Linked DNA regions of Homo sapiens: region 2 is linked to region 1. Evidence: read pairs that join two places in POLR2A ChIA-PET (ENCODE). Cell type or tissue: endothelial cell of umbilical vein. All regions are shown on one strand. Links, peaks and the distances in the headings refer to the core of each region. The heading gives the core; the rest is flanking DNA. Region 1 overlaps LOC101929161 (a long non-coding RNA gene). Region 2 overlaps LOC105374536 (a long non-coding RNA gene).

Region 1 (4,397 bases), core at 219-4,218:
TGGACCTCCTGGGCTCAAGGGATGCTCCTGCCTCAGTCTCCTGAGTAGCTGGAACCACGGGTGTGCACCACCACACCCAGCTAATGTTTTATTTACTGTAGAGACAGGGCTTCATTATGTTGCCCAGGCTAGTATTGAACTCCTGGGCTCAAGCAATCCTCCTGCCTCAGCCTCCCAAAGTGCTGAGATTACAGGTGCGAGCCACTGTGTCAGCCTGACATTTGTTCTTATATATCAAACCTGGGAGGTTTGATAAATATATATATATAGGGCCCGAAATTATAACAACTGAAAAAAAGCCAAGTTGCAGAGTTTTGTATATATATGTAGTATTTTATATATATAACATATGCTATATATTATATAATTAAGAATATAATATATATTATTATGTTATGTACTTGTATTACATATAATATAGCATAATATTATAATATAGTATATATTCTATATTTATATTTTATAATAAAAATTATAAGCTACATTATATATTATATTTTACATATTATAATATATTATATATTCATGTTTTTATAGTTTATTATGAGCAATATATAGCTTTTTTGAATACGTAAACAAATGGCATTATATTATATATAATATAGGATATATTTATATTAATAGTATATTAGTATAGTATATTAATAATATATTAATATCTATAGTATGTGGCATTATACTATATGTAATATATTATTCTATTGGTAATTATATTACTAATATGTTATATTAGTATAATAATATATTTTGTTATTATACTAATAATAGCATAATTATATATTATAGGCTGGGCATGGTGACTGAGGTCTGTAATCCCAGCAGTTTGGGAGGCTGAGGCAGGCAGATCACCTGAGGTCAGCAGTTTGAGACCAGCCTGGCCACCATTGCGAAACCCCATCTCTACTGAAAATACAAAAAAATTAGCCGGGCATGGTGGTGTGCTCCTGTAATCCCAGCTACTTGGGAGGCTGCAGCAGGACAATCCCTTGAACCCAGGAGAGGGAGGTTGCGGTCAGCTGAGAGAGCGCCACTGCACTCCAACCTGGGGGACAGGGCGAGACTCCATCTAAAAAAAAAAAAAATTTTATATTATAATATAATTATATTAGTACTATTATATTCGTAATATATTCTAATATATTACTATATTATATATAGTATAATGCCATATACTATAGATAATAATATATTAATAATTATATATAGTATAATGCAATTTGTTTAAATATTCAAAGAATGTTATATGTTGTTCATAAATAAACTATAAAGACATGGATGAGAAGGATACAGAAGCTTCTGGAATGGGGAAAGAGAGGTTCAGTTGTATCTTTTTTTTTCTTTTTTGAGACGGAGTCTCGCTCTTTCACCCAGGCTGGAGTGCAATAGTGCGATCTTGGCTCACTGCAACCTCTGCCTCCCAGGTTCAAACAATTCTCCTGCCTCACCCTCCTGAGTAGCTGGGATTACAGGCACCTACCACCATGCCCAGCTAATTTTTGTATTTTTAGTAGAGATGGGGTTTCACCATGTTGCGCCAGGCTGGTCTTGAACTTCTGACCCCAGTTGATCCCCCTGCCTTAGCCTCCCAAGGTGCTGGGATTACAGGCGTGATCCACAGTGCCTAGCCATTCAATTTTATCTTTAACGCATTACTTCTTTAAAAATGTCTGAAACAAAGACATCAAAAAATTAACAATGTGTTCATTTCTGTTGGTACTTTATCATACTCTGTACTTTTCTGGATGTTTATGTCATAATAAAAATGCATTCATGACTCAAAATATTATAGAGCTGGAATGTTTAATAAATTAAATTTACATTAACATTTGAATTAAATTAAAATTTTAGTTTCAAAGTGGCTCTAGCCACTTTTCTTTCTTTCTCTTTCTTTCTTTCTTTCATCCTTTCTTTTTCTTCTTCTTTTTTTTTTTTTTTAATAGATACAGGGTCTCGCCATGAGCCACAGCACCTGGCCACTTCTCATTTTTAATACTGTAGGTAGGTATTAGTGATAGCAATATGCAAAGTGTAGACCAAATGAGTCCTGAGCATGCAGCATAGATATAGACCCCTACGGGAACTTGGTTAAATGATATTATTCTGTCGTTTTATGTTTTATCAAATTACTTGCAGTTCCTAGAAGGCTCATGTCCAATTAATTGAGATTTTCCTACAGCATTTCAGCTGATAACAGCCACAGTAATTTAAAACTGGTAATAATGATAGGGTTGTTCCAGTTACTATATATTTGATTCCCAAACTGTTCCAATTCCACCCAGTGACTTGCCAAGGTATAAATCTGGTAAAATTAACACAAAGGAGGACATTTTTCAGATTTTCTCATTTACTAAAGTAAGGGCTATAAACAGTTGTCTGGCCATTATTTCACTAGGAATTTCAACATTAACAACAACAACAACAAACATGCATTACAAAAGCATTGAGAAGGTTGGAAAACCCAGCACTGGCTTTAGGTAGGGAGAGATTTGAGACTTTGCCCTCAGACCACAGAATTACTGCAGGCCATTAATTTCTTTCCATTTGGGCTTTAATTGGCTTTCTCCCTGGCACAAAATCTCCTGAATCTCCTCTAACTGTCTAATCAAGGCCGAGCTGTGAAGTACAGCAAAGCAAAGTGAACTTTGTTCTATATGTAGACAACTCCCAAAACATAGAAGTTTTATCAGCCATCATCAGGTTAGCACATGGAAAATTCCTGGGGCTACGGAAAGCTTTGGGGGATATAAAACTATTGATCATATCCTCCTAAGTAGCAAGTCAGTTTCAATACTATGATTCCATGAATGGGTGAGATATATTTATTCATTCATTTGGCAGTTATATTTCTGAGCACCTACTAGGTATCAGGCACAGTCCTAAGAGATACAGTGATGTAGACAGACACAGCCCCTGGCCTTATGTTGCTGATAATCCACATGGAAGAGCTGTCATCCTGGCCTGTGGTACAAGGTAATATATAAGTGAATCCTAGCCAACCAAAAATGCTAAGTGCTTTGCAGCTTGATGAATGGTGGAGTCAGGTTCTCTTTGTAAATAGAACTGGGGTCTTTGTAAAAGGTGAAGCTGAATTTTTTCCAAAATTCCAGTCACTGGAAGTGTTAGCGAAGAAAATCTCACTCTTTGAGCCATACCTATGTTTTCTTTTTTAATTTTTAAAGTATTCTTTTTTTTTTTTTTTCTTGAGACAGGGTCTCCTCTGTCACCTAGGCTGGAGTGCAGTGGTGCCATCACAGCTCACTGCAGCCTCATCCTTCCCGGCACAAGCAATCCTCCCACCTCAGCCTCTCGAGTAGTTGAGACTACAGGGGCACACCACCACACCTGGTTAATTTTTTATTTTTTTGTAGAAACAGGGGTCTGCGCTATGTTGCCCAGGTTGGTCTCAAACTCATGGATGCAAGCGACCCTCCCACCTTGGCCTCCCAAAGTGCTGGGGTTACAGGTATGAGCGACCATGCCCGGCCATCCATGGTTTTTATTAAACACTCAAATCTCCCTAATTCTACCAGAATAAATATGCAGTCACCACCTTACAGACTTTCTGAGGAAGACCCAAATTGTAACAGAGGGATTGAATTAAAAGAAGAAATGAGATGTTCCCGTGTGGTTTAAGGCCAAAGATAATGCATAAGGAGTAGAAGAGAGGAAAGCACAGTGATTGTGCATCCCTTTGGAGCAGAAGCTAACCTTCATTGAGCATTTTCTTGGTTTCACGGGCCATTTATCCATCATTCATTCAATTCTCCCAACAACCCTGCAAAGTAGACACTCTCATCCCTATTTTACCACTGAAGTAAATGAAGTTCAGGTTGGGAGCAGTGGCTCACACTTGTAATCCCAACAATTCAGGAGGCTGGGGCCGGAGAATTCCTCCAGCTCAGGAGTTTGAGACCAGGGCAACATAGGGAGACCCTGCTTCTGTTAAATTTAAAAAAAAGAAAGAAAGAAAAGGAAGTTCTGAGAGGGGGTGCCTCTCCAAGGCCACAAACTAAGGAGTCAAGAGCAGAACCCATGCATGCAGCTTCACCTTGGTGACTTTGAACTCACCTGGTCTGACTTATAGATACGGATAACCTCTATGACCCCTGCCAGTGTCTCTGAGTCAATGAGTGCACCCTGTCGCTCAGCCTGAAGTCAGATGGAAATCAGGAGAGACAGTTAAGCTGCTGATAATTAAGGGGTTAGAAGTGTAAATCAAAATGAGCATTGTTTTATGAGTCTCTTTTTATTACTTTCAAGTTTTATTCACCTGATAAGGTAAAAAGAGAATAAAAACAATCAAGAAGGCGAGTCCTTCAATACCCAGGTTACTGCAGCATTTTTTTCTCATTGTGTTTTGTGGACAGATTAAGTATTAAATTATAAAACTAATCTGT
Region 2 (4,397 bases), core at 221-4,220, 91 kb after region 1:
CATGTTGTGGCACGTTTCAGAATTTCCTTCCTTCTAAAGCTGAATAATAGTCCACTGCAGGTAGATACGGTATATTGTTTATCCACTGATCTGTCGTGGACATTTGGGTTGTTTCCCACCTTTGGGTTATTGTGAATAATGTTGCTATGAACATGGTGTACAGATATCTCTATCTTTCATTCTTTTGGGTATATACCCAGAAACGGACTTCCTTGGTCATATGGTAGTTCCATGTTTAATTTTTTGAGGAACCAATTACTATTCTCCACATTAGAGGCACCAACTTACATTTCACCAACAAGGCACAAGGGTTCCTATTTCTCCACATCCTTGACAATTGTTATTTTCTTTCTCTTCTTCTGTCCTCCTTTCTTCCTTTATTCCCTTCTTTCTCTTTCTCTCTCTCTTTCTTCCTTCCTTTGTTCTTTTTTTCTCTTTCTTCTCTTCCTTTTTTCTCTTTCTTTCTGTCCTTTTCTCTGTCTTCCTTTCTTCCTCTTTTCCTTGCTTCTTTCTTTTCCTCTCTCTTCCCTTTTCCTTCCTTCTTTCATTTTATTTATTTATTTATTTTAGAGACGGGGTCTCGCTATGTTGCCAAAGCTGGTCTAGAACTCCCCAGTTAAAGCAATCCTCCCATCTCAGCCTCTCAAAGTGCTGGGATTACAGGCATGAGCCACCAAGCCTGGCCTCTTTTTCTTTATTTCTCTCTTTCCTTCTCTTCCTCTCTTTCTTTCTTCCTTTCTGTCTTCCTCTCTTTTTCTTTTTTTGTCTCTCTCTGCCCCTCTTTTTCTCCCTCCCTCCCTTCCTTCCTCCCTTCCTTCCTTCCTTCCTTCCTTCCTTCCTTCCTTCCTTCCTTCCTTCCTTCCTTCGTAGCCATCCTAGTAGGTATGTGTTGAAAGGTTTTGGTGAGTTATTTATTTATTTATTTCCGAAACAGGGTCTCACTCTAGTGCCCGGTTGGCATGCAGTGGTGCAATCACACCTCACTGCAGCCTCAACCTCCTGGGCTCAAGCAATTCAAACTGCAGTATCACCTGAATCAGAATCACTTCAGACAATTGTGTTTAAAATGCACATTCCTGGGCCTCGGGACAATGGACTCAACAGCGGGAGCCCAGAAATTGGTATTTTTTACAGATACCTCCCGGGCCTCTTCTGTACAGAGAAGTTTGAGAAAGGATAGGCTAAAATATATTTTCTGAAGGTGCCCATCTCTCTTCCCAAAACATCTGTGGCCCTGAGAACCCCTCTGTCCCCAGGTGGGGAGGATGGAGACTTCAACACAGCCTGTGGAGGAGGCTGTGAAGGAGGAAACAGCCCAAGAACGGACATTTTGGGGCCAGGAGGGAGCCGAAGGGCTGGCGCAGTGGATGAAATGGAAACTATGTCAGAGGGTGGAAAGGGGGCCTCGGGGCAGGAGCCACGTGACAATTAGGAAGAGAAAAGTGGTTGAGAGAGAGGACATATGCAGGTGAGAGGGAGCAAAGAGCCTGTCCTGGGGAGGAACAGCTGCTGGGAGTCAGGACGAGGGCAGCCCCAGGGAGAGTGGCCTAGTGGAGCCAGGGAGACCTGCCTTCAACCCCAGCCCTACGGCAGACCAGCTGTGCAGCACTTGGTAAGTCACTGTCCTTCTCTGAACCTTTGTTTTTCCAACTCTAAAAAGGGGCAGATAATAGTGCATGTGCTTCCTACTTGGCAGAGCAGCAAATGACAGGAAGGATATGAAATTGTAAAGGGCTTTGGCAGCTGTAATTCCAGGGCTAAGGGTGGCAGAGGTGTTATTATCAGTGCCAGAGCACAGCATGGGTCTGGAGAAACCAGAGGCCAGGAGGCCACACAGCACGTGCTCAGGAATACAGACTGCAGCCAGACACCTCTCACTTTTTTTTTTTTTAAAACAAGGTCTCACTCTGTCGCCCAGGCTAGAGTGTAGTGGTGCAATCATGGCTTACCACAACCTCTGCCTCCTGGGATCAAACGTTCCTCCTGCCTCAGCCTCCCAAGTAGCTGGGACTATAGGCATGTGCCACCATGCCCAGCTGATTTTTGTATTTTTAGTAGAGATGGGGTTTCTGTTTCTCACCCAGGCTGCTCTCAGACTCCTGGACTCGAGCGATCCACCTGCCTAGGCCTCCCAAAGTGCTGGAATTACAGGCATGAGCCACTGTCCCCAGCCTCCCCAACTCCGTGTGGGCTGTGTATAGTGACTTCCTTCCAAAGAGCACAGTATGAAAATGGGGAGAAAAGAGTAACTTTATAGTAGAGAAACCTGACAAACATTACATCAGCCAGGTGATCAGGGTTAACAGCAGGCAGGTGATCAGCGTTAACATCAGCCAGGTGATCAGAGTTAACAGCAGCAGGGATAAACCATGTTGGGGGTGTGTACGCTTCATATACTGTGGTGTGGTGAGAGGGGGACTTTCCCTCTGGGATCTCCCTCCTAAAAACCCATAACCCCAGTCGAATCATAAGAAAAATCTCAGACAAATCGTAACTGAGGTCATTCTACAAAATACCTGGCTAGTACTCCCCACAACTGTCCAAAAACCAAGGAAAGTCTGATACATTTTCACAGCCAAGAGGAACCTACAGAGCCGTGATGACTATGTGGTATTCCAGATGGGCTCCTGGGGCAGGAAAGAGACATTTAGGTAAAAATTAAGGAAATCTGGCCGGGCACAGTGGCTCACGCCTATAATCCCAGCACTTTGGGAGGCCAAGGTTCCCTGAGGTCAGGAGTTTGAGACCAGCCTTGCCAACATAGCAAAACCCTGTCTCTAGGAAAATACAAAAATTAGCCAGACGTGTTGGTAAGCGCCTGTAATCCCAGCTATGTGGGTGGCTGAGGCAGGAGAATCACTTGATCCCAGGAAGTGGAGGCTGCAGTGGGCCGAGATTGAGTCACTGTGCTCTAACCTGGGTGACAGAGCAAGACTCTGTCTCAAACAAACAAAAACAAAACAGCAACAAAAAAACTAAGGAAATCTGAGTAAAGTATGGGATTTAGTTAATAACATTATAATTAATAATACTGGTTCATGAATTGTGACAAACATACCTTGCTAATGTCATATGTTAACTACAAGAATCTGGGTGTGGAGTACATGGAAACGACACCAGCTTCACAACTTTTCTGTAAATCTCAAACTATTCTAAAGTTAAAAGGTTGGTTTTTTTTTTTTTTTTAAGTACATTTCATTTTAGGAAAAGAAAAAAGGAATGGCATTTAACACTCAGCTTGGAAGAGCCTTGAGCAGAAGCAGTAAAATGAGGCTCTTCTCCCCAGCTGTTTCCCTCCAGGCGCATTTCTGGCATTCCCCTGGTTGGAAAAGAGAGTGAGAAAGTGAGGCTTGAGGCCAGGGTGTGTGAGTGGGAACAGCACAGGGAAAACGAAGCTCTCTGAGTTTCATTTCATCATCTGCAAAATGGAAACAATGAGGGTATCTAGGATTCAATGTGGTCACGTAAGTACACCACATAGCACACTTCCTGGCACATGAGTGACAGCTTGTAGCTAACATTCCCCTCTCCCAGAAGGCCAGGAGATTGGGCAGGTTCAGGACCTCGGCAGCAATAATGAAGTTGCCATGTTGTGGTCCTGCTCAGGGCATGTGGATGCCACGGGGCCAGTAGAGCCAGGAGAGCTTCAAGGGAGAGCTCTTAAAGTTTGGTCACCCCTATGGAGCAGGCTTCCAGTCCTCTCTGCCACCTCCTCATTGTGGGACAGTCCCACTGCCTTGCCTCTCTAGAGCATGATTTTCTTCTCTGTAGAAGTGAGACATTTGGACTATGGAGGAGTTGGTAAGGGGAGGGCAGGGTTTGGGGACAGACAGAGCTGAACTCCAATCCCTGCTCTTCCACCAGCAGTGGGACCCTGAACAAGCCTCAGTTTCCTCCTTAGTGAAAAGAGGATGTTAATACCAAGTTCGCAGAGTTTCTCAGGAGAATTCAAGCAGACGGTGTTGCAGTGCCTTGCCCAGAGTAGGTCCTCAAAAACTGTCAGTAACCTTCCCTCTTAAGGATTTCCTAGCTCTCGAGTCCTCAAATACTGAACAGTAAGTTTCCTACCCACCAGACTGGCCAAAAGTTACACATTTTGGCAACACTAAATGTCTGGTAAGCAGGCAGGGCCACAGGAACTGTTCCACAACACTAGTGAGAGTTTATGTTGGTATTGATCACTGTGGAGTCCAGTTTGGCAACATATAGTAAGGCTGGATATTTGCAGATCCCTTGACCTAGGAATTCCACTCCTAGATACACCCTCTAGACGCATTATAGCAAGAAGACAAGCAGACTGGTAGGAAAGTGTTAATTGAAGTAACAGCACAAACTTGCAACATCCTAAATGCCCACAGCATAAAAATGAATACATAACTGGTGGTGTATTAACCTGG

What was found. Peaks named below come from ENCODE experiments on the same cell type or tissue, not always from the same donor. Only the 100,000 strongest peaks of a DNase experiment are listed, where the experiment ranks them.
Region 2: POLR2A ChIA-PET joins it to region 1 with 5 read pairs; 2 of 35 experiments call an interaction of 5 or more read pairs at or near these places.

Annotation. Positions count from the first base shown.
Region 1 is chr4:25,539,160-25,543,556 of GRCh38, reverse strand. The region is part of intron 2 of LOC101929161 (a long non-coding RNA gene); the gene reads left to right. Among named protein-coding and RNA genes, the nearest start is that of SLC34A2, 110 kb to the left of the region's middle. In endothelial cell of umbilical vein, for the core only: no CTCF peak of the experiment used is centred there; no DNase peak of the experiment used is centred there.
Region 2 is chr4:25,447,907-25,452,303 of GRCh38, reverse strand. All of the region lies in intron 3 of LOC105374536 (a long non-coding RNA gene), which reads right to left. Among named protein-coding and RNA genes, the nearest start is that of ANAPC4, 73 kb to the right of the region's middle. RefSeq lists an enhancer at 1,168-1,985. In endothelial cell of umbilical vein, for the core only: no CTCF peak of the experiment used is centred there; a DNase peak (open chromatin) is centred at 1,733.